Regions from separate parts of the Mus musculus genome. Here region 1 is linked to region 2. The links are chromatin loops, found by intact Hi-C in ENCODE. Cell type or tissue: left cerebral cortex. All regions are shown on one strand. Each heading gives the region's core, and the rest is flanking DNA. Links, peaks and the distances in the headings are about the cores only.

The links. Peaks named below come from ENCODE experiments on the same cell type or tissue, not always from the same donor. Only the 100,000 strongest peaks of a DNase experiment are listed, where the experiment ranks them.
Region 1: a loop joins it to region 2, with 2.7 times the contacts of the local background. A loop is called at or near these places in 15 of 42 quality-filtered maps.

Annotation. Positions count from the first base shown.
Region 1 is chr6:128,864,879-128,877,772 of GRCm38, reverse strand. All of the region lies in intron 2 of BC035044 (cDNA sequence BC035044), which reads left to right. Among named protein-coding and RNA genes, the nearest start is that of Gm34849, 14 kb to the right of the region's middle. In left cerebral cortex, for the core only: no CTCF peak of the experiment used is centred there; no DNase peak of the experiment used is centred there.
Region 2 is chr6:128,963,324-128,976,217 of GRCm38, reverse strand. All of the region lies in intron 2 of Clec2g (C-type lectin domain family 2, member g), which reads right to left. Gm15987 (predicted gene 15987) reads left to right here and starts at 1,189. Exons shown (of 2, transcript NR_045009.2): 1 at 1,189-1,498. It overlaps Mir7649 (microRNA 7649), which reads left to right and starts at 1,323; the gene lies at 1,323-1,378. In left cerebral cortex, for the core only: no CTCF peak of the experiment used is centred there; DNase peaks (open chromatin) are centred at 5,479 and 6,231.

The DNA.
Region 1 (12,894 bases), core at 1,594-9,593, 98 kb after region 2:
TCTTTTGGGGAAGACCAGGTACTTTATTCAGTTGCAAACTAGCAAGGCTCAAGCTCAGTCTCTGGGCTGGTTTTAGAATTAGTAAAAAGGCCAGAGATTCTCTGGAAGTGGGGGATGTGCTCTGAATTAACTTTGCTCGGTAATTAAGAATATAGTTATCTACAATAGGAATCTCTACTATTGGACTAAGTATTAAACCAGTCTAAGATTGAGTTAGAATGACTGGTCACACTGAAGAAAAGAGAAAAATCATTATGACTCTATTAAATGACTAATCTTACTAAGTCAGAATATACAGTCTCAGATGTACTATTGTCATAGAGTTAAAAGGCTTGAAGCTAGTCTAAACTGGAAAAATGGTAAGCAAGGATGGATCTAAAACATGAATCTAATTTAATTTCTTAGTCATTTCAATCAGGGCACTGAGTCAACTTACCTGCCAGCTCGTCACATGAATTAACCATTATGCTTTTGTAGCGTTCTGTGGAGAGAACTTGTTTTTCCCTTCCCTAATAAGGTAGCTGTTTAGGATCAATCTATAAGCCAATAAGTAGATCCTTTTAAGATACTATAAAGCATTTATTAAATTTTTTGACATCCAAATTTTAAAATTTTAAAATAAAGGTATGATTTAAATAGTGTGCATGGGAATGCACTAAATAGTATGTACGGGGATACAATTTCTCCCTTTTTTGTCTTTTAGGAAGTTAAAGTTTTAAAGTTTCACAATATCTAATCTTTTGAATTAATAACTTGTTGACAAAACATTTTAAATACTTGTCTGTAAAGGGGCAGTGACTAATGGCACTTTTAATTATTTCTCTTAAGGAGCAGTTGTAACCAGAAAGCTTGAAAATTTATTAAGTGTCACATGTGCATAATTTATTTATTTATTAACTAGAAATAAGAGCATTTATTTGTAGCAAATTATTAAGTAAAAGTCCTCAAGAATTAACATTATTATGTGGAAACAAGTAGTAACTGAGGACACTAAAAGGAAAGAATTATACATGAACAATTTTTAAGAATATTAAAATATTATCTTAAACCATAACTGTTATGAATATACAAAGAATGAGGTTATATATTTAATCTACCTTATATGTATGACCTATAGACTGTCTGAGATATAAATTTAGCCTGGCATTGTTTTAAAATGTCCGGGCAATTTAGAACAATTTAATAAATGTCTAAAACCTGCCTTCTTAAAAGGACAGCATTTTTTCTATGAGTTGTATATGCATAAGCAATTGAAAATTTGAGAATTAATAGCATCTGAGGGACAAACAATCTTAAGCAATTGTGAGCTCTGAGATATAGCATTGACTATTAATATACAAATTAAGGTTTGATTGTTTAGTATTATAAAACACCATTTACAGCACACAACTAGATTATTTGTGCTGAAACAGGGGGAAACTGTGTGACTCAAGGCCCTGCCCTGCAGCAGCCAGCAGCTAGTTGGGCCCACGTAGACCAACAATCGGCTGGGAGGATGAGAAAAATGATTTTACAATGTTTTTTCTGGCCAAGGAATTGTCTTGGACACAGCTAATATTTAATTGTCAATGAATATAATTAACAACAATTATAAAAGCTTTTTTTATTTTTTGTAAAACCTTTTGTAGTAAACTAAAACCCTAAGTAATAAAAGGATATTGTCTCTGAATCTTTTGGGTGAGAGCAGGATTTAAAGTAAACTTTTCTTGAGAAGCATTAGTTAATAAAACATTTTTCACTTAGGAAAAAATATACATTGAAAGATTAAAACTCTTGGCTTCTTGTATAGAAGCAGAAATGATAAAAATTTCTTACATAATGTAGATCAATATTTAGCCATATTAGAGGCAAAATATTTTAGTTATTACAAACTCACTAGAAGCAAAACCTTTACAATCATTAAGATGCAAAGGAGAGAGAAAAAGAAGCAAACCTTCGGATCTATAATAACTATATAAAAGGTAGGCAAACCAGATTGTAATGCCTTGATAAATTTTACGGTCTGATTGACTCTATAAACTATGAATGTGAACTTCATTAAAACGGCATCTGGCTAGATCTGCAAAGAATTATTAAGTTTCTTTTGCAACATTAACTTTGGGAAGGTAAAACCCAATTTTAAAACAATTTATTACTTATAGAATTAATATTAGAAGCATTACTATAATTTTACGAAGTTTGGCTGCTAATTAATACCTATGAATACATGCAAGCTTTAATGTTTTAATAAAGAGACATTGTTTTAAATCTTATCTTTAATTTTACTTTCTAGGATAAGAACCACATTATTTATTATCTTAACTAGAAATATCTTTAGAGACCCAGCTTCTTGGCCTGCCTTATGCCACGTGTTGGAAGGACCCTAAACTTGAGTTATCAATTTTAAGACTAACCATCTGGTACCAGTGTAGCAAATATTAATCTTAACCAACAACTTATGAGCTGATTGTGAAATCACTCAGAGCACATTACCAATAAAAAAGAACCAAATGAAGCAGTTACATTTAGACCAATCAGAAAATATTAATTTTTCTAGCTACAATCATAGAATAAAAAGCACTTTATCATTTGCCAAACACATTAATCACAATTGTAGAGAACCCTCCAGGAAAAAAACATTTATCAGCTTTTTTACCCCAAAACTAAGAGGCTGTAGACTCTCCTTTTTTCTTATAACGAACAGTTTTTCCAGCAGGGGCCCTCCTGCCATGTGTCTGTTTTCTGGTTGAAGCACGGGGCAGCTCTCGGCTTTGCAGATAAAGTATTTTAGCCATCTTTATTATCCAACATAAAACATAGAACATTCATTCATACAGACTGGACACGAACATACATGAATTGAACATGTGAACAGATTGGTGCACCAGACATTAGACAAGACATAAAAGGGGCAGAGTACTTCTGCTATAAAGCCCAGAGAGAACAAAGCATGGCACTTCTGAAATTTCTCTCTGCTTTTTGTGACATTTTCCTCCCGCATGATGCAGTTTTTTAACTGTGGCCATCCGCCTGATTATTAATTTCCTTTTAATAAACCCTTTCTGTTCTCACGCCTAAAAATGTAGCTTCTGGGAGCTATGGCTAACCACCTGTTATGTTCCTAGCTCCTGATATGCCTCACTGCTGAACCTAAGTGAATTAGCGCTCAGGTTAAACACTGTTTCAGCTTAAATGTCTTTCTGTTGTTCATGCTGCTCTATAAATTTCTGTATCTTCTGTTCTAGGCCCTGCTTCCATAATTTTAATGTTGTAGTTCTGATGTTGTAGAATCAGCCTTATTTTGACGTACTAGCTTTAGTAAATTATCCTCGAGACTCTGCTTCCAAATTTTAACTCTATCTCTTTGCTGTTCAGTCTGATCTATGAAATTCTACATCCCTTTTTTTTAGCATCTTTTCCAGCTCCTTTCTCCAGCCTTTATTCTTTATTCTTCTCTTTCTGTTGCTTATCTTGACTTATAAAATCCTGAACATTTAGTTCTAGTGTGTCCTCAAATCCTTTTTCTAAAACACGTAATTTTTTATCTAGGACCCTGTCTTTTGGGAAGGCATGGTAAATCAAGAGAATAAATACTGTAGTAACAGTAAGTGACTAGGTATTTCTTTCCTTTAAGTTCATCCCTGTCAAACCCTTCAAAATATCATTCCATAAAGCCCAAAAGGTTTATTGTGTCTCTCATTTTAAAGTATCAAATATAATATATGTGTGTGTATGTATGTGTGTGTGTATATATACATACACACACATATATTCATACACATACACATACATATATTCGAAGGGAGAGGGTGCCACACTACCTCTAGTAGGATCTGTGTGACAAGTTCCACAAACTGTGGCGATTGACCTCAAAGGGTGGAGGCCTCCTGGAAATGGCTGTGGAACTCTTCGCCAGAGAAAAATTATTTAGCGTAGTTCTCATGGTAATCTATGTGTTCTGTTTTCTCTTATTCCTTTTCTTTTTACATGTTCCTGGTAGCCTAGACCAAAATCTTAAGGAAGAATAATGGGTAAGAAACTGTCCCTTGAGATGGGGTCACTAATATGACCTTATCTTGGGGAAAACAACACTTTACATTAAAAAACATTTATAAAATTATATAATAGTATTATGACAGATAAAAACTTTCCAACAATAAAATTTCATATGACTATACATATATCATCGGAGGTGAGTTTTGATATATGTCAAAGAAAGCCTTAATTGGGGCTGGAGAGATGGTTCAGTGGTTAAGAGCACTGACTGCTCTTCTCAAGGTCCTGAGTTCAAATTTTAGCAACCACATGGTGGCTCGCAACCATCTGTTATGAGATCTGATGCCCTCTTCTGATGTGTCTAATGACAGCTACAGTGTACTTACATATAATAATAAATATTTTTTTAAATTTTTTTAAAAAAGAAAACCTTAAGTAGAAAGAATTAAATTAGTTTAAATTTATGCATTGAAGATTTATAAAAATTCAAGCATTAGATATTAAATAATAATTGACCATATAGGGCTGGAAAGTTAGCTCAGCAGTTAAGAGCACTGAACATAAAGATTTATTAACCTGATCTTGGAAATATGCCACTAGCCTTGGATGACTGCCCCACTGAATACATCCTTTTCGAATTGTTATATTTTGATGATTTATAATGATGTTACCTGTTGTGTTTGTGATTCACTGAATACATAGTTTCAGAGTTGGAATGCTTGGATTATTTTTGTGCTTTACTATGCTAAATGATTTTTGTTGGTACATGTGATTGTTTTGCTGGATATAGTTTCTAAGAGTTGTAATGTTTGGTTTTTTTAATGTATAAAATCCCCTGCTTGAAAGCTGTAAAATATACTCATATTCAAACTGCCTCTGTGTTTGTTTCTGTTTGTCACTGCTGAATCCTTACCCATCTAGCTTCAAAAACCCTCATTCCAGGGACCCCCATACCCAACTGGGGTTGTCCATGGCAGGGGCAGTGGACATTTATCTCAGGTTAGTTAGGTTCTAAGCAATACAATGGATGCCAATCTGTTGCAGTAAATCTCCAACCCCAATAAGCCTGTGAAAATAACACACAACTCAGTTACAATATTCATAAGCTGTATGCCTAGATTGGTCAGATGACCACTACATTAATCTATTCCCCAGCTATGAGCCTCCTTCTTACTTGTGACTTCTCCAGGTCATATGACTGCTCCATCTTCCTCCCTCCTCATCTCCTCCATTCTTATTCCTCTACTCTCTAAAGCGTCCAGCCCCACCTTTCCCTTCCACTGCCTAATCACAGGCTCCAGACTATTTTACCAGTTAAAATGAGAAGTTCACATGAAATCACCTGAGTAAGCTATCCACTCCAGAGTCTGGGAAGCCCCTTCTTGAGGAAACAGAATTAACCTCAGAATACAAACAGCACCAGGGCAACCCACTTGGTTGGCAAGAATTTTATTGAGTATATTTGCATAGATATTCATAAGCAAAATTGGTCTGAAGTTCTCTTTCTTTGTTTGGTCTTTGTGCAGTTTAGGTATTAGCTTAATACCTATGGTTTCATAGAACAAGTTAGGTAGTATTCCTTCTGTTTCTATTTTGTGGAATAATTTGAGAAGTGTTGGAATTAGGTCTTCTTTGAAGGACTGATAGAATTCTGCACTAAAACCACTTGGCCCTGGGCTTTTTTTTTTTTTTTTTTTTTTTTTTGGTTGGGAGACTTTAATGACTGCTTCTATTTTCTTAGAGGTTATGTGACTTTTTAGATAATTTATCTGTTCTGAACTAACTTTGGTACCTGGTATCTGTCTATAAAATCATCCAATTCATCTGGATTTCCCAATTTTGTTGAGTATAGGCTTTTATAGTAGAATCTGATGTTTTGTTTTGTTTTAATTTCCTCAGTTTCTGCTGCTATGTCTCACTTTTCATTTCTGATTTTGTTAATTGGGATACTTTCTCTGTTCCATTTACTTAAATTAGCTAAGGGTATAACTGTCTTGTTGATTTTCTCAAAAAGCCATCAACTAGTTTTGTTGATTCTTTGTATTGTTCTCTTTGTTTCTAATTGATTGATTACAGTCCAGAGTTCAATTGTTTCTGGCTATCTACTCCTCTTGGGTATGTTTGCTTCTTTTTGTTCTAGAACTTTTAGATATGTTGTTAAGCCGTTAGAATAGGATCTAGCAAATTTCTTTATGAAGTCACTTAGTGCTATGAAATTTTCTCTTAGCACTGCTTTCATTGTGTCCCAAAAATTTGGGTATGCTGTGCTTTCATTTTCATTAAATTTTGGAAAGTCTTTCATTTTTTTCTTTATTTCTTCCCTGTCTAAGTTATCATGGAGTGCAGAGCTGTTTAGTGTTCATGAGTGTGTGGGCTTTCTATTGTTTTGGTTGTATTGAAGACCAGCCTTAGTCAGTGGCAATCTGATAGAATGCATGGATTTCAATCTTCTTGTATCTGTTGAGGCTTGGTTTTGTGTGCAATTATATGATCAGTTTTGGAGAAGATACCATGAGGTGCTGAGAAGGTATTCTTTTGTTTTAGGGTAAAATGTTCTGTAGATATCTGGTTTAATCCATTATGTTCATAACTTGTTAGTTTCCTTGTGCTTCTGCTAGTTTCTGTTTCCATGACCTGTCCATTGGTGAGAGTGGAATATTGAAGTCTCCTACTAATATTGTGTGAGGTTTAATGTGTGTTTTGAGCTTTAGTAAAGTTTCTTTTACAAATGTGGGTACCCTTGCATTGGGGCATAGAATTGAGAGTTCATCTTGATGGATATTTCCTTTGATGAGTATGATGTGTACTTCCCATCTCTTTTAATAACTTTTGGTTGACTGTCTATTTTAGTGGATATTAGAATGGCTACTCCACCTTGTTTCTTGGGACCATTTGCTTGAAAGATTTTTTTCCACCCTTTTACTTTTAAGTAGTATCTGACTGTGTGACTGTGGTGTGTTTCCTGACTGCAGCAAAATGCTGGATTCTGTTTACATATCCAATCTATTAGTCTATGTCTTTTTATTGGGAAATTGAGTCCACTGATATTGAGAGATATTAAGGACCAATGATTATTGGTTCCTTTTATTTTGGTTGTTAGAGGTGGAATCATGTTTGTGTGGTTCTCTTCTTTTGGGTTTGTTGTCAGATGATTAATTTCTTGCTTTTCTTAGGGTGTAGATTCCCTCCTTGTGTTGGGCGTTTCCTTCTATTATCCTCTGTGGGGATGGATTAGTGAAAAGATATTGTTTAAATTTGGGTTTTTTTTTTTTCATGAACTATTTTGGTTTTTCTGTCAGGAGCCATAATGAGACAATCTAATAACTAGCAGGTGAACATCCTGAAGTGGCCTGCCTCGAATTATTATATAATCTGCGACAGGTGAACCCTCATTAAGCAAGGCTGTGAGGGACTCATTTTAGGAAAGATTCCTGCTATTAATATGCTTTTCCTGTTAACATTAAACATATATAACAATCGCTAAGTAGGAACAAACCCGCTTTGAAGCAGAACTCTGCAGATCCATGAAGATGTACTATCTTGTAGTGATGCTATATAGACAAATAGATGATTTAAGTCTTAATGATGATCCTATAAGAATTCCTAAAATTATATCTGTGATTATTAAGCTCTTTTATAATGGGACTGCTATTAGGTCCTTTTCTGATAGTCAAAGCTGCAGTGAGAACTCTGACAGTCTCCCAAGTGTCACCAGTTAATTGCTCTTAGATGGTAACCAGACTTTCTCCTACCCAGAGCACATTCCAGGATGGTGTAAAACAATTAACCTAAGGTCATGAAAAGGCAACTAACGGCTTATTATAGGTGCTAGGACAGAAGATATAATATTGACTGGGTTTATCTATACAAAACTTCACTGATAAGTTAGTTATGGTTTAAACCTTCAGTGAACTTGTGGAGCTCAGACAGATGATGGGTGTTTAACCAGATAATTACTCCTAATGGATATGCATGTAAACTTCGCTGTTGTAAACTTCTATTTCAATTTATGATTTCATTTTTGTGTGTGAGCTGGTGATGAACTTTGTAACATGTGATCGTGTATTCTGAAAGATGTATAAGTACTGAGAACAAAGAGAAGCAAGAGAATCATGAATTAAGAACTAAGATCAATGGAGAGTGAAGATCAATAGAGGAGACTTTTTTGCCTTTCCCCACTTAGAGAATTTTCCCTTTATTCACTTAGGATCTTTCTGCTTTTCCCCTTTACAACCTGGTAATAAATTCTATAATCACTTCTCTAAGTGTCTTCTCTTCCTGTGACTTCGGACTAGCAGGCCTAAAGTTGGAGCTCAGCAGTTCCTGCTGAGATAGACAAGGCTATTTTCTTAATCCTTTGTGGCTTGAAGAAGAGGTGCTGGGTGCCAGACACTGCAGTTTCTGGCCTCAGGGGATCACAGAAGGCAGGTCAGCTACAACAGCACAGTAAGTTAGGCTTGGATAAGTAAACTTTTTATTATACAGCAACCCTAAATATCTCAAAAAAAGTCCTACCCTCCACCTAAGCGCTTCCCCTGAAGCTGCCTCAAGAAGAACCAATAAAAAAGAACATCCCACACCAGGGCTATTACTGCATTACTAACAGGGACTTCTGCTTGAAAGAAAGCAACACCCATGCTTGAAAGAAAGCATCCCAGCTTGAAAGGAAGCAAACACCGCCCCACCCCACCCCCACCCATGCTTAAAATAAAGCAACCCCCTGCTTGAAAGAAAGCAACACCACCACCACCACCACCCCTCACTCCCGCTTGTAAGGAAGCAATCCCCAGCCTGAAAGAAGGCAACGATTCCCCACCCCACTCCACCCCTGGCCTGAAAGAAGGTATCTAGTAGGTTCTTGATAAATACATAGCTTATAGTAGGAGTTTTATTGGCTAGTATTAAGCACTGGCCTGCTATCTGGTACTGATCCTGTTAAGTGTAAATAGTTTGTAACTATTTACAACAACTACTGCTAGCACCTATGTGAATCAGGATGGGACAAAGTGAATTTTTTGTAGATATTTTTAAGCATACTCTTAAGAAAAAAGGCATTAAGGTTAACATTATCCAGCTGACTGACTTTCCTCAGTTTGTACAAATGGTCAGTCCTTGGTTTCCAGGAAAGAGAACTTTCGATGTGGATACTTGGGAGAAAGTAGGGTTAGTTAGATATTAAAAACTGGTTCTCAGAGACTGGAGGATTTGGCAGGCCCCTTGCAGCATTTGCTATTTGGAATGTGCTTAGGAAGGCATTGGCAGATGACAAAATACCCATATGTGCTCAGGAGACAATAGATTCACCTCCTTGTGAGGGAACTCCATTACTACAGTCTCGCTCAGAATCTAAGAACAATGTTTATTTCTCAACAGAAAAGTCTGAGAAAAGTAGCTCGGGGAGGTTAGTTATGAAATCAGAAGAGGAAAAATCAAGCTCAGAGGAGGAGTCTGACTCTGAAAAGAAATTGACAAAATATAAACATAAGTGACCTGCCATGCAGCATTTAAATATAAGTCATTCCACAAGGTCCCCTGAAAAACTTAGAAAGAAACCAAAGGGGCCTATCAGATCTGCTGCTGGTGTACTCCAAACTCAGCAACAGGGTAAATTGTTAGGCTGTTTCCCAGGGAGTATGGAGAATAACAAAGAGGATAAGGATTTCTTATGGGAACCTTTGGCATTTAAATTGCTTATGACTCTTCATGATTGGTTTAAAATAGCCAGAGCCTATTTAACTAAAGATGAATTTTTACTGTGGAGATATATATATATATGAACTTGGCTCAGAAAGTTATCTAAGATGTCTGGAAAAAAAGAGGGGAATGAAAGAGTTAACATACGAAATGTTTATGTGTACAGAGGAGTGGTTTGAAGAAACAGCTCAACAAAAAATAACAAAGGAAGCTCTAATAAAAATATCAACTGCAGCCCTAGAATCATGAAGATACTTGCCTAACAGAGATACAGAATTCAAAAGGCTTGCTAATATAATACAGAAACCAACTCAGCTGATGGAGGCTATGGAAAAAATAGTTCTTAGCATTGAGGCAAAAGATATTGTTTTAAAACAACTGGCCTTTGAGAGTACTTGCACCCACTTCTCAATCTCTTCTAAAGAGAATTTAAAAATCTAGAAATGTATTTAAAGCATGTGTTGAGGTTGCTACTTCATATTTTCAAAGTGTATTGTTGGAGACCATACCGTGAGAAAGTAGGCCTCTCACAGTTTCCCATCCTAATAAGTCAAATGGCCTTGTGTTAAGGAGCTGGTTACCCCCCTCCTCCCTATTCCCTTGCTGGCACCTGAGGCCATGAAAAGCTGAATTATAGTCCCCTCTTCCTTATCTCTTCCTGACTCCCAAGACTTCTAAGGACACGAGTTATGTGCTGAGCCCAGCCTGACACCCAAGGCTGTTAAGGAGGATTCTACATTCCGGAGATAGACTCAGAGTGACTCCCGCCTGCAGTCTGAATTTGCCCTTCATGTCCCCAGATGCCCACTTCTTTGTTCTTATTTAATTACCCCTCAACCCCTCCCTATTCCCCTTGCTGTGTGCTTAAAACCTGGCATTTCAGCCTAATAAACTGAGACCTTGACAGGAACCCTCCTTGGTCTCCGCTTCTTTTTCCCTTACACCCATTTCTCTTCCAGGTTTGTGGTCCCCCTCACACTGGTGCTACAGAGGTAGGCTTGTCAGGCCTGTGGGGTCCGTCCCCCATGCCTTAGGGGTGCATGGAAGGCCTCTGTTGGGAGCCATTAAGGCAACGCTATTGTCCTGATCTCTGAATTGGGCCTCTCCCCCGTTTTAATATTTTTAAAAAGGCATATTGTATAATAAATTTGTAGCCATGTTTTTAACGATTGCCTAAACGTCTGTTTGCTCACCGGGTGATTCTCTAAAACCACGAAGGACACAAGGACACAAGGACAAGTCATCTATGAGGCTTGAATTAATGGTCCCAGTCTTTTGGATATAACTTGGGCTAGCCAAGGGATTTAGGAATGAAGCAAGCTCCGTGGGTAGAGGTAGAGGTCTGATCCCCAGTGTGTAATGTTAGGGGCCATGTACAGGATTGACTCTCAGGCCCACAGATCTTTACCCAGAGTAACCCTGACCTGCTCCTGTGCCGTTTTTTCTGGGGAAAGGTCCCTGGGGCACTCAACCTTTATGCAATCAGACATGCCTCTCAGAGACTGTCTAACAGCTTTTAGACTAATCTCTGTGCAGTACTTAGTCTTACAACTCTCACGGGCGACGGCTTCAAGTTTTAATTTTTTGATGTGTCTAGCCTGGGATGACTGTTTAGTTTCCAATGTGGCGAGAACGTATATTACCATGTCGGAAAAGCACAGACTACGGCAATCTATAAATGATTCCTGGCATGAGAATGATGGCCGAATTTAGGGGGAGGGGAATGATCTTACTTAAGCATTTTATGGAAATTGAGTCTCTCTCCCCGAGAAGAGGGTGATGAAGCGGCATCCGCGTCTGCCTCTTCTCCAGTAACCTGCTTGTTATCGCCAACGTCTAGCCGATGGTAATGAACTGAAACAAATGCACTTGAGAGAGATGAATCAATCTGAGATTTAACAAATCGGGTCAATTTTTGAAATGCCCAAGGACCAAAGGAAATCAATAATAGGAGTCCCAATAGGGGCCCCAAAAGGGAGAACAACAAGGTCGAAAGCCGGGGGGAGGTTGAAAACCAGTTTTGGTAGTCTACCTTCCCTCTAGGCCATTGTAAATACTTGTGTATGGGTGTAACTCAGCTATCTACAGTTCTAAGTATCTACTCTGGTTCCTCTTTAGGTCTTAAACTTCCTTTTTCCTAGTTGATGCTAAATTCCTGTGTAAGGCAGTGACCTAGCTTTTATTAAAGTGATAGTGTAATGCCAGAGGCAATTCTGAATGTCACTAAATAGGCAACTTTCTTCCTGAATTCTAAGCCCATGGTCTGCTCAAGAACTTTCTAGGATGCTATCTCCTGTCCTATGCTAAGACTTCTAAGACGTCTTTTGCCTCTAAATTTTTATCTATATAATATGTTGCTCTGACAAAGCTATGGAAATATTTCTATGCTTATCATTAACAAAATGGGCAGTATGTAGCTGCTGATCTAAAGCTGTGGTAGATACCTTTTAAAGTTTGCATTTTCAGATTTTAAAACCAAGGATCATTTTCTAACTCTAATAGGCAGCAAAACATAAGCAGGTCTCTAACAAAAACATAACAGTAGATTCCTTATCTAAATTAGGATTTACACAATTAGTTAATTGACAAGAATTACAATGAATATTTTAGACTTGCCAAGATTGGCGATCTTAACTCTTAAAATTATCGAACAATAAGCATATAGGTAAGGTACACAAACTTTCATAGCTATAAGGAGCTGGCCTGAGTGGCCAAAAACAGTCTCTGACGAAAGCATCTTGTACATTCTCTGTACCAGTCTTTTTGCCTCACGAGTCAGCTTTTTTAGTTGTTTGTATTTTAAGTTGGCACCAGGTTGGTACTCCTTGCTGCAGCCCATGGTGGAGATACGAAGTTTCTTTATCTGTTTGTAAGTGGATGCTCTCCGATTTCTCCTCTTTTGTGTACTCAGCACAGCTTTTTGGTCACCACTGTCAGGGCACTCACAGGTCACAGGTCAGCCTGTCACATTGGAAGCTAGTATGCTCTTGTAGCATTCTGTGGAAAAAACAGAAACATTCCCCCTTTTCCCCATATTAAGTATCTGAACAGGATCATGGCAAGTGCCAATAAGTGGATCCTTTTTATCTGCCCTAGACACTATTCTATCCAGTTTTTCCAAAACAAATATGTGATCCAAATAATGTGCACGGGGATATAATTTCTCTCCCCCTTCTTTGTTTTTAAAGAAGGTATAGTTTTTAAAGTTTTACAATACCTTCTCTT
Region 2 (12,894 bases), core at 2,313-10,312:
GATGGCTTCTTCCTCAGCCCCAAGAGTAGCTGGGACTACAGGTGTGTGTTCAAAACTGTGCCTGGTTCTTTTAATTTTATGGTTTTGGGGTTTTTTTTTAGTTGTTGTTGTTCTAAAGTAAATATCACTATCTTTTCACTTTCAGACGAGTCCTGATTGGAGCTCAGCATAATGGTCTATAATCTCAGGACTCTGGAGGCCAAGGCAGGGAGATTAAAAGTTTAAGATCAGTCTGAGTACATAGAAAAAGCTCTGGGTCAGAGAAGTAGAAAAAGAGAAGGAAAGAATTTTGTGGTTGCTTGCTGAATTGTATAGCCACATTACATAGCAGAGACTAACAGTGTTTACTTAATTTAGGTTCCACTTAGTTTAAAAAGAATTTGTACAGTTTTAATCTTCTTTCAGCCTTTTCAGCCTTTCACCTTGCAAATGCAGCCTCTTAATTCATACGATTCTTTTTATGGATTTTTATAATGGAAAACTGGTAGGTCTTGCTTTTTGGTTTTTTTTTTTTTTTTTTTTTTTACACATAAAGATGTATTTTTATTTTAAAAATGAAATAAAATAAAATAAAATAAAATAAACACAAACTACTACAGTCCATTTGTAGACATATAGACCCAAGCACAAACCTTAATATCATAGACATTTGATATTTAGAAAAATAAGGGAGAATATTTGTGAACTTGTCTTGGGCAAAATCATCTTAGATTTAAGAGCAAAATCACTGTCTGGACAACAGGATGGTTATACATTGATGTGGATATCAATGTTGATGTAGAACTAACACGCCTTTTTAAAGCTAAATTGTACAGCTACTACAAAACTGTTTGTAAGTATAAAATATGATATGCTCCCATCCACCCACATATCCCCATGCTGGAAAGGACAGCCTGCATTTAAGTGGCACGATATCTTTATGTGAATATTTATAACAGCTTTAAGGATCCCTGTGAAAATGATACATTTGTGACCATTGAAATATTATCCCCAAGCTGATGACAAGGTAAACCTTCTCTCAACACAAGAAACAACTCAGAACACAAGCCTGGGCTTGCCCTATCTCATGCCACTTTAACAGGCAAAATATCCCAAGGGCTTCTTACCCAAAAAGTCCCTAAACTAAGCCTTCCAGTAAGCTTATGCAAACCAAGTCAGAGAACTACAGGGAGTGGCAGTTTCATTTGAGAGGAGACACCCAACAGCCACTACTAACCTCCTCCTCTCACTTCTCTAGAAGTTTCCTGACAGCCTTTCACAACATCTTTGTATAATATTTGCTGGTGAGACTCATGCAAAATTCTGAACTCAGAGCATGGTTCTGACAGCAGTGCTGTAGACATGGTCTCTCAGCATCTCTCCAGCACTGCTTGTTTCTGACATGCTACTGATAAGCACTGCAGTGTGAGTGATGAACAGAGGGCATTGCTGTGACAAGCTGAAAGAACTCAGGTGGGACCTCTCTGCTTCATGGACACATTTTATGGCATCTGGAAAGGTGAGTACTCACAGCTGAGGTAGAGGAGCAGGGAGAGTCTGCAGCAGACAATGGGGAAACTGAGATAGGGTATGGGGTCTGTATATACTTTTACACTTGACTTAGCCAAAAGGCTGAGAAGCGATGTGTATGTACTTTTAAAATGACTGTTTCAGTCTTATTTATCTTACATGTAACAGTGCTTTGTTGGCCTGTATGCTAGAATGTATGTATGTATGTATGTATGTATGTATACTACAGGCATGATTAGTATTAGAAGAGCTTAGACAAGTATATTGGATCCCTGGAATTGGAATTAGGGGTGGGTGTGTAAGCCACCATATGGGTGCTTGGAATGAAACCCCAGTCCTCTGCAAGAGCAATAAATGCTCTCAATGGTTGAGCCAAATCTTCAGCCCCTATATATCATGATGAAGAATGCAAGATTATATAGTTTTCAAAATTCACAGAATTGAATTAATTTTACTGGATGTAAATTATACTTTTTACAGAGTTTTCACTGACTTTAACCCTTTCATTTCACTCATTTTCACACACCTAACATACCAGGAAGCTTCTATTACATTAACAAGCAGGAAAAGAATCCTTAGGATTAGAAAGAAAGCTTTAAGGCACTGAACTGTTTCCTTTGGATCCACACAGAACTCCCTGGCTTCATTCTTTCTAGTTCTACAGAATATAAAAAGATAGTATAATAAATTCTACTGTGCTCATTTCGAGCCTCAGCACCTCTCAGCCATGTGTTGCTGTGAGCAATCGAGCTTCCCCTGGGAGCACTCCTCAGCCCTCCTCACACTCCTATAGAAAGTAAATCTTGGGAGATTTCTAAACCCCTTCATATTGGAGTGGTTTGGTTTCATTGTGATTTCTAGTTCTGCACTGTGATTTCAAAAATCTTTCCAATCCAAGAAAAGAGTGGAAACTCCTGTCTGCTTTTAGCTGACAAACCCCTCTACAACTGATGAACAATGTTGCCTTTCAGTGCCTGACTAATTTGTCTCAGCATGTCACCCAGATCCACCCATGTTGTCACAAAAGACATCCTATCTTACTAGTGCATAGTATTCCAGTATATATGGGAGTAAGTATCACAGTTTTTCCACACTCATCCACTGATAGATGCTGATGTCTGTTTGGTTGGAGCCTTTGACTTGGCGCACACTGCGTACCTCCCACAACCCCAGCCCTGGCACCAAAAGTCCAGTTCCGCATTCATGATAGCTGTAGCAACCTTTGTCCCCAGCCTAGGTGACCACACTGGGGCTCAAGCCCAGCTTGTGGCAGGCAGGTCATTTTCCTTCACCAACAATCTATAAAAGCCTTCTCTGCCATAGCCTACAGGACTTCCGTCTTGTCCCCTGAGACCAGTGAACTTGCCCTGGAACTGTTCTGAAACAAATAGGCTTTTCTACTTTTAATTCAGCTCAAATTGGCTTATTCAGTCAGCAGAGAAGCCTGTTAGTGTGTTCCATGTGCTGGCTATTGTGAACACACAAGCAAGTAAAAATATCTCTTGCCAGAGGCTGGAGGGAAGTAGAGACAGAACAGATATTAATTTCTTCAAAGTGGTATCAAATTTGGTGTTCAAAGACACAGTAGGATGAATACTGCTCACAACAAGGTACCATATTTCTAAAGCTAGCCCAAGTGATTTTGAATATATTCACCATAATGAAACAAAGAGCAAGTTCGTTCATCTTACTGTGTCAATCAAAAACCACATCCTGCTCTGGCCTTGAACTATTTGGATTTGCTCACTGGCAGGGGCACCAATGAGAGGAGAAAAGGCTGCACAGGCCTGTTTTAAGTAGCCAAGATTTGTTCTCAGGTCCGGAAGGTGATGAAAAAAGTCGCCATTTTAGAACCTCACCATCTTATTGCTCAGTCATGGACTCTCTTAAGGCGCTCTAGTGTTCATCTAGACTACTTGCCCTCAGAAGCACATGGCTTATCTGAGAAACAGTAGTATTACTCATGACCTTTCTCTTTGGGTATCAGTCAGAGGAGGTGAAAACATTAGATACAGTAACTGTCACCAAATTCAGTTGCTTTATGTCCCTTGGCCTGTGCTGTGAGGACCTGGCTACCATTTTTAACCCATAGAAAAGTCTGAAGAACAAAGGAAATCTTTACTTTTCTAAGTTTTCCCAACACAGCAGGCGCTATGGCTTACTGTGAGGACTATGGGACTTGGTGGAACCTGGTGGAACCTCACAGTCAGAGGCAGCAAGCAGATCACACCTCAAGGAGACCCCATTCTACACTCTGTTTAAGGGTCTGTTTAAGGGACCAGGATAGCTGTGGAGGGGGGTACTTTAGGTGTGCACAGGATGGCATGGAGTAGGGCCCTAGGGTTGAAGGGAGGCATGGTTAGATCTCCCTCTTCCTCGGCCTGTCCCCCACCTCCCAGAACATTGTTTCCAATCATCATAGCAGCTAAGCTGTCCATTAAGAAGGAGCTTGTCTGGTTTCCCTAGGCTTCCACTAGGCCCGTGATCTAACAACAATTGTGAACTCTGCTTTTCAAGAAATTTGATATTTTATTCCTAAACAAAAGTATTAAAGTGGGGGTAAAGTTATGGCTCAACAGGGAAGGGAGCTTGCTGCTCTTGCAGAGAGAGAGGGCTTGGTTCATTCCCAGCACCCAGTGAACTAAAACTGTAGATGGATTTGTGGATGGGATAAATCTCCCACCCCCACCCTACTGGAAAACACCTGATCCTTCCCTGATGCCACAAGAGTCATTTAAGGCCAGAAAGAGTATATTGCCTGATACCAGTGTCCTCAGGAAGAGAGAAATTCTGAGAGCTTGGAGGTTTGGGGAAGGGGGAGTGCACCATGTGTTATGGGAGCCTGAAAGGAAAGTTGTAGGGAGGTGTGGAGGAGGGGCACTTTAGGTGTGGGCTGGGTGGCAAGGTGTGCCAGAGCAAGCCCAAGGTCCTCTAGTCAACCCTCCAGGAATCTGGGCACCTGCTTTGATTTACAAACTCAAAAGGACCACATCCTTCTGCAGTAGCAGGGATCTCAGGATCAAGTGTGAGTGCAGGCCCTCAAGTCAATGGGAGACACACAGACATTTCCCCAAAGGAGTATCTGAGGGTATCTCTAAATCTGCTGGTGGTGGGGGTGATGGCACGGGGCCTTGTTCAAACTTGACACCAACAACACCCACTTCTGCTACAGTTTACTTACAGCAATTGAGCACAGTAAATCCCAGCCTCTAGGCATGTTGGGAGCCATTTGTTTATAGCACTTTCTGTAAGTTAGTGGAGTCCAAACTGGAGAAACCCTGGAAAGAGGTACTAACAAATTCTCTGTTGGTTGCACTTTCCCCCAACACATTTAAGTAACACAGGCCATACCAGAAAGCACAGAGTGGCATGATTACTTTCCTACCACAGCAGAGCTCCTACCCTCTTACACGCGTTCGCGACCGGCCAGGAAAGACGCAACAAACCGGAATCTTCTGTGGCAAAAGATTCCTTACATCTTCAGGAGCCAGAGAGCAAGAGCTCTATTGCTTACATCTTTAGGAGCCAGAGCGCAAGAGTGCAAGAGAGAGAATGGCGAAAACCCGTCCCCTTTTAAGGAGAATTATCCTCCGCCTAGGACGTGTCACTCCCTGATTGGCTGCAGCCCATAGGCCGAGTTGTCGTCAAGGGGAAGGCAGAGCACATGGGGTGGAGAACTACCCTTGGCACATGCGCAGATTATTTGTTTACCACTTAGAACACAGGATGTCAGCGCCATCTTGCAATGGCGAATGTGAGGGCAGCCTCCCATACTACCCTCCACCCCACCCTAGCCTCAGCATATCTATAGAGACCCACTGTGGCAGGCTAACAGGAGCAAGATCCAGCTCCCCTGAGGAAGCCTCCCCCACTTTAGTTTAGTTAGCATTTCATTAAATACTTAGAGTTTTTCTCCTGTTTCCAAGCAATCTGGCATGGGAGGCTCTGCACCACTATCTTCTTGCTGAAGCAATGAGCTTCTGATGAATGAACAAACTTTTCGGACAGCGTGTGAGCTTGTGGTCAGATTTTCAAATCAGCTAACTTGGTAAGCTGCCAGTGATTGGGTGCCTACCTTCTAAGTAGGTCAGACCACACCCTCCCTTAGAACTAAAACACTGGGAAGGGATTAGAGAAGTCAGGAATACATGCTAGACTGCAAAGGAAAGAAACAGAGCTGAGAAATGTTTTAGATTTCGCAGGTACAAAAATGCTTTTTTTTTTTTTTTTGTGGAAGGCACTTTTATTGTGTGTGGTGCTAGGGATCAAATTCAGATCAAACTTGTACGTGAGAAGTGTGAAGTCTACCATTCAGCTGTGCCTTTGGACGCTGGTTCTATATAAACAGGGGATGGGGGGTTGGGGGTGGGGGCATCTCAAATACAACTCTATTCATTTCAGAAGATCACTAGCCATACTCAACCTTTCTCTACTTTGCCTGACTCCTTTCTTTTTGCCTCACCAAAACTTTACTGTTGTCAACAATTTCTTTTTTTATTATTAATTACTTTATTTATTTACATTTCAAATGTTGTTCCCCTTTTTGATCTCCCCTCCATGAACCTCTCACCTCATTCCACCTCTCCTTTGCCTATAAGAGGGTTCTCTCCCACCCACATACCCACTCCTTCCTTGCCCCTCTAGCATTCCTCTTCTCTGAGGCATCAAGCTGCCACAGGACCAAGTGCCTCCACTCCCACTGACACATGATGAATCACTCACTCTTCTGCTACAAATTAGCTGGAATCATGGACCCATCCATGTATACTCTTTGGTTGTTTGTTTAGTCCCTAGGAGCTCTTGGGGATCCAGTTGTTTGAGTCTGTTGTTCTTCCTAAGGGGTTGCAATACTCTTCAGCTCCTTCAGTCCTTCCCCGGACTCTTCCATCATGGTCTCTGGGCTCAGTCCAAAAGTTGACTGTGAGTATCTGCATCTGTCTTAGTCAGGTTCTAGCAGAGCCTCTCAGAGGACAGCCTTACCAGGCTCCTGTCTGCAAGCACATTTTAACATCAGTAATATAGTAGGGATTTGGTGTCTGCAGATGGAATAAATTCTAAGTTGGGGGGGGGGGAATTCTCTAGGTGGCCTTTCCTTCAGTCTCTGCTCCATTTTTTGACTCTGCATTTCCTTTAGATAGGAACAATTCTGGGTTAAAATTTTTGAGGGTGAGTGGCCCCATCCCTCAACTGGGGGGGCCATATCTATCTACTGGAGGTGGTCTCTACAGATTCTACCTCCCCACTGTTGGGCATTTCAGTTAATGCCATACCCATTGGGTCCTAGGAGCCCCTTGCATCCCTGGATCTGGCACTTTCTAGTGGTTTCTCCTCCTCCCTCCATTCCCCAACCCCACCCCCTGTGCCACATATTTCTATTCCTTCTGCCAGTCCTTTGGACTTCTCTCCTGTCTCTTCTCACACTTGATCCTGACCACCCCCTTTTTCCGTTTCTCTCCCCTCTACCACCCAGGTCCCTTTCTGTCTCTACCTCACATGATTATTTTTTTCCCCTCCTAAGTGAGATTGAACCTTCCACACTTTGGCCTCCTTCTTGTTAATCTTCGTATGGTCTGTGACTTGTATCATGGGTATTCTGAGCTTTTGGGCAAATAATCACTTATCAGGGAGTAGAGATGATGTATATCCTTTTGGGTCTGGGTTACCTCACTTGGGATATTTTCTAGGTCTATCCATTTGCTGCAAAATTCATGTAGCCCTTGTTTTTAATAACTGAATAGTATTCCATTGTGTAAATGTAACACATCTTCTGTATTCATTCTTCCATTGAGGGAGATCTGCATTGTTTCCAGCTTTTGATTATTATAAAAAAGGCTATTATGAACATAGCTCAGCAAATGTCTTTGTGGGATAATGGAGCATCTCTTGGATATATGACCAGGAGTTGTGTAGCTAGTTATTCAGGAATACTTATTTCCAATTTTCTGAGTAGCTGGCAGATTGATTTCCAAAATGGTTGCATCAGCTTGCAGTCCCACAAGCAATGGAGGAGAGTTCCTCTTTCTCACTTCCTCACCAGCAACTGCAGTCACCTGAGTTGTTTTATCTTAACCATTTTGGCTGGTATGAAGTAGAATCTCAGTGTTCTTTTGATTTACATTGCCATGATAACTAAGGATGTTGAACATTTTTGTAGGTACTTCTCAGCCATTCAAGATTCCTCAGTTGATAATTCTTTGTTTAGCTCTGTACCCCATTTTTTCACTGGGTTGCTTAATTTTCTGGAGTCTAATTTCTTGAGTTCTTTGCATATCTAAGATATTAGTCCTCTACCATATGTAGGGTTGGTAAAGATGTTTCCCCAATCTGTAGGGTGTCATTTTGTCCTGTTGAGAGTGTCCTTTGCCTTACAGAAGCTTTCCAGTTTCATGAGGTCCCATTTGCCAATTGCTAATTTAGAGCCTCAGCCATTTCTGTTGTGTTCAGGAAATTTTCCCTGTGCCAAAATGTTCTAGGCTATTTCCCACTTTCTCTTCTATTAGATTTAGTGTTCCTAATTTTATGTTGAGGTCCTTGATCTGCTTAGACTTCAGCTTTGTACAAGGAGATAAAAATGGATCAATTTGAATTCCTCTACATACAGACCATGACCATTTGTTGAAAATGCTTACTTTTAGCTGGGCATGGTGGTGGAAGCCTTTAATCCCAGCACACGGGAGGCAGAGGGAGGCAGATTTCTGAGTTCGAGTCTACCCTGGTCTACACCATGAGTTCCATGACAGCCAGGACTATAAAGAGAAACCCTGTCCAAAAAACCAAAAAAAGAAAGAAAGAAAAAAAACAGATTATCCATTCTGTAGAGGAAGAATATTGATTTGTCTGAGTTAATTTTATTTCAGACACTTATCTGAAGTTGTTTATCAGATGTAGGAGTTCTCTGTTAGAATTTTGGTGATCAACTATGCATACTATCATATCATCAGCAAATAGCGATACCTTGACTTCTTCCTTTCTCATTTGTAACCCTTTGACATCCTTTTGTTGTCTAATTGCTCTAGCTAAAACTTCAACTGCTGTATTGAATAGATGTGGAGAGAGTGAGCAGCCTTGTCTTGTCCCTGATTATAAGTGAGATTGCTTCATGTTTCTCTACATTTAACCTGATGTTGACCATTGTTCTGCTGTATAATGCTTTTATGATGTTTAGGTGTGTGCCTTTAATTCGTGATCTTTCCAATAATTTTAACATGAAGGGGTGTTGTATTTTGCCAAAGGCTTTTTCAGCATGTAATCAGATGATTATATGATATTTTTTGACTTTGTTTATATAGTGGATTATGTTGATGGATTTTGGAATATTGAACCATCCCTGCATCCATGGGATAAAGCCTACTTGGTCGTGTTGAATGATCCTTTGGATGTGTTCTTGTGTTGCAATAAATCTCTACCCCAATAAGCCTGTGCAAAACCCACACAACTCAGTTACAATATTTATAAGGTGTGTGGATAGATTGGGTAGATATAGAGCTACATTAATTTGTTCCCCAGCTATGAGATTCCTTGTACCAGCGGCTTCTCCAAGCCATGTGATTCTGATTCATCTTCCTCTAACCGCCTCTCCTCCATCCTTCTTCCTCTACTCTCTAAAAGCCCCAGCCTCACATTTCCCTTCCACTGACCAATCATAGGCTTTAGCCTTTATTTTACAAGTTAAAATGGGGAGAATGGTCACATGAAATCACTTGAGTATGTGATCCACTCATTTTCAAGGTAGCCCCTCTTAAGAAAGCAGAATTAACATCAGAGTACAAACTGCCCCAGGGCAACCCACAACATTCCTCCTTTTTGTCCAATTAAAAGACTTTTTTCTCTCAGGTATAAATTGATCTCAATCATCCCAGTCATGCAAATTATGAAGAATAAGATACACTTAACACCCAGGCCATCATATGTGTCAATTTAGATAAAGCACTCTACCACCAATCCTAACTTAAAGAACTTGCAAATCTCTACCTGAATTGTGTTCTGGTTTTAGCTTCTTTCACCATCTGAAAACCATCCTCTCAAATCTATATCATCTATCTCAATACAAAACAACTTGCCTGTACTATGAAACTATAACTTATCTTCAACCCCCAGAAGAATCCATGAACAAATTAAACATCACAAAAAATAACTTCCAAAACTTAACCAATTTGTAGAGACAGCTAACTAACCTGGACCGTCACTCATTCCTCAAAATGTTAGAGCATCAGTCTTCAGCCTTCTGGCCAGGATTATCTGACAGACCTTTGTAAAGCAGAATTATAAAGAACTGCTTACCCTGTCTTGACAGAGTTATCAGTCAAAAATTCCACATAGTGTGTCCTTTTCCTGGACAGTATTTTTGTCTATAGATGAATTGGGGCAAATCTTACCAGAGTCTATCTGGCCACAACTGGAGAAACCCCACTGATGCTCAATTTCTTCTTTGAACGAAGAAGGGGGTGCTCTCAGGAGAAGACATGTCTCTACTCAAATGATCTTTAATAATGAAATGGCCTTAAATGTCATATTCTGTGGACTTCTGATGCTTTTGAAGACTATCTATGTCAAGTACAGCTGAACTGTTAAATCCTAACTATTCTTAGTCATTTCTAATTGAGTAACTCATAATCAAATCAGAATATAATGTAACTATGAGTTTACTATTTGGCCTTTAACTTGCATTACTCAATCATCCTAGGCAGTTTGTAATGTCAGTTATTAGAAGGACTGCATCTAAGCATTATAGTCGACATAAGTTGCATAGACACAATGCCTGTCAGAGAGTAAGCACATTAATTTCAAACTTTGCATCAATATAAAAAATTCACAATAAAGAAAACCTTAGATCTATATCAATCTATAAATTGTGTACCAATGTAAATGTATAACTTTAATTTGCATCAATTACAAAAACTTCAACCAATGTAAGATGTGGCTATTCGTTGTTTTGTCTAAGACTAAATTTGATTACATATCCCTATTTGCCTACTCCTTTAATTTCTATGATACTACTATATCTGGCTTTTTCTCTTCTACTCCTCTTTACTTTACCTAAGACGGAAGGATAGATAAGAGGAAAGGAAAGGTAGAAATCCCTGAGTCTAAGCTCTCTAGTTTCCTCCCTGTCCAAAGCTACAACATTAGCAAATTATCCCTTAAAATGACAACATATCTCCAATTCATAAAATAACCAGAACCATCCACCCCAACCTAAAGGACTGGGACAACAATCTTCTTTTGCTTTCTTTTAGCTGAATTGGGGTAAAGAATTCCCTTCTGGGTGCCCAAAGGGAAATAGGAAAATTGGTTTTGTCACAGGAAGGCTAGTTGGCATCATTTGCCTTCTAGTCTCTATGTGCTGAGAAAGTTCATGGCTTAGTTGATATCCTGACTATAACAGTCTGAAAGGCTGGATGGGAGAGCTAGCTGTTCTGGAAATATCCTGGAAGCAAGTCTTTAGAGGAAACATCTTCAATGTAATTGAGATAGAAACAAATAAGGAGCTGGAATAGAAAGCCCCAGAATTTCAGCATCCCAGAGTGTGAGTCTTGTCAGAGCTATCTTTCTCCTCTATTATTCTGCAACACACAAACCTCACAAGCAATGCATAACTCTGTAAAAACATTCGAATGCAGCCTGCATGATTCACAGATTTGTTAGTAAAGATCAATAAAGGAAGACAACTGTCTTTCTTCATAGATTAGTTTAATCGCATAAAATCAAACTACAATCCAATTTTCCATTCATGCCATCTTATAGGGTGTATGTAATAACAGGTAATGAGAATTTTGTACTCAATAAGTGTTGTTGGCTGGATATAGACATGTAGGTCTCAGCAGGTTCCAGCTCTGTCTCTGTGTACAGACACATATATACATCACCACATATACATCACCTATTTTGTTCATCTTGTTAGTCTCCTTCTTGTCTGCAGCAAAGCTCTTCAGGGCTCTCCCTTGGTCATATCTGATTTTTATCCATTTGGAAGGAACCCACAGCTTTTCTCTTCCTGTGGAAATATAGGTGTAACACCTCCAGTACTGTAACACATTTCCTGTTTCCATTTTGAATGCAGAATATGCTTAAAATAAATAGGCTTGTTTAGTTCAGCAGTTTTTTTCCACAACCCAATGTCCTTCTGCAGCCATAGTTTTGTTGTTCACTAGAATTTAAAAATTTCAAAGTTAATAAAGCACTATGTAATCTATCTCTGGGTTTTTTATTCCCCCCCACCCCTTTGCCTGTTAAGCATCTTGTTTAGAGTTCAATTAAATCTCTCCACAATCGCTTGTCTGGTAGGATTATGTGGTAGGCCTGGAATGTGTTTTATATTATAATATGTAATAAAAACTGCTTTATCTTATTAGTGACCTATGCCAGACATTGTCAGGTTTAGTTTCTATGAGTATTCTCATAATGGCTATAACTTCTAACAAATGTGTAATCACAGAGTCAGCCTTTCCTGAAGTTAAGGCAGTTGCCCATTGAAATCCTGATTACATGTACATATTTCAGTTTACCAAATTCTGTCTGAAAAAACAAAAAACAAAAAAAAAAAAGAACTCTCTTGATTAGTGTTAGGACAATGACATAGCAAGAAGAGGAAATATGAAGTATTTAGTCAATGGAAACTGATTTTAGGTTAAAAAAAAGCAATACATTACATCTATTAAAGCTTATATCTGAACTTGTGTATCGTTTATCGTGATGTCTATAAGAAATCTGGCAGTCTTAGCTAACTAACGAATTTACTAATGAGTAAATATAGTGGTGGATTTCCTTAGGGTAAGGAGCTAGGTGTGTTTTTTAGCTGTCAAGGTACAGTTTCCTTAGCTGTCAATGTAGTCAGAAATCTGGGTAAGAAATTTTAATCTAGCAGGCATATATTAATTTTAAAATGACAGAGTTCATCTATAGTCCACTAACTAAACAGTTCTCTGTGGTATCTGTTGCAGTAATTCTCTAACCCAAATAAGCCCAGGCAATGAAAACACAGCTCAGTTAATATGAATACATGCTGTGAGATTGGGCAGATCTACCACTACACTACCATCATCCCAGTATCAGAGACCCCTAATAACATGCAGTTTCTCCAGGCCAGGTGCTACTGCTCCACTTCCCTTCTTCCTCTTCCTCCATCATCTTCTTTCTCTCTGTCTCTCTGTCTCTGTCTCTCTGTCTCTGTCTCTCTCTGTCTCTCTCTCTCTCTCTCTGTTTATCTGTCTTTCTCCACCCCCCTCTCTCTCAAATCCTTCAGCTCCACCTTCCCCTCTGCCCAATCACCAGCTCTAGCCTTTATTTATAAATTAAGGTGGGAAGAAGGTTCACAGGAAATCACCTCAGTGCTGACTCATTCCTTGTTCACAGCCCCTCACAGGAGAATGGAATTAACATCAAATA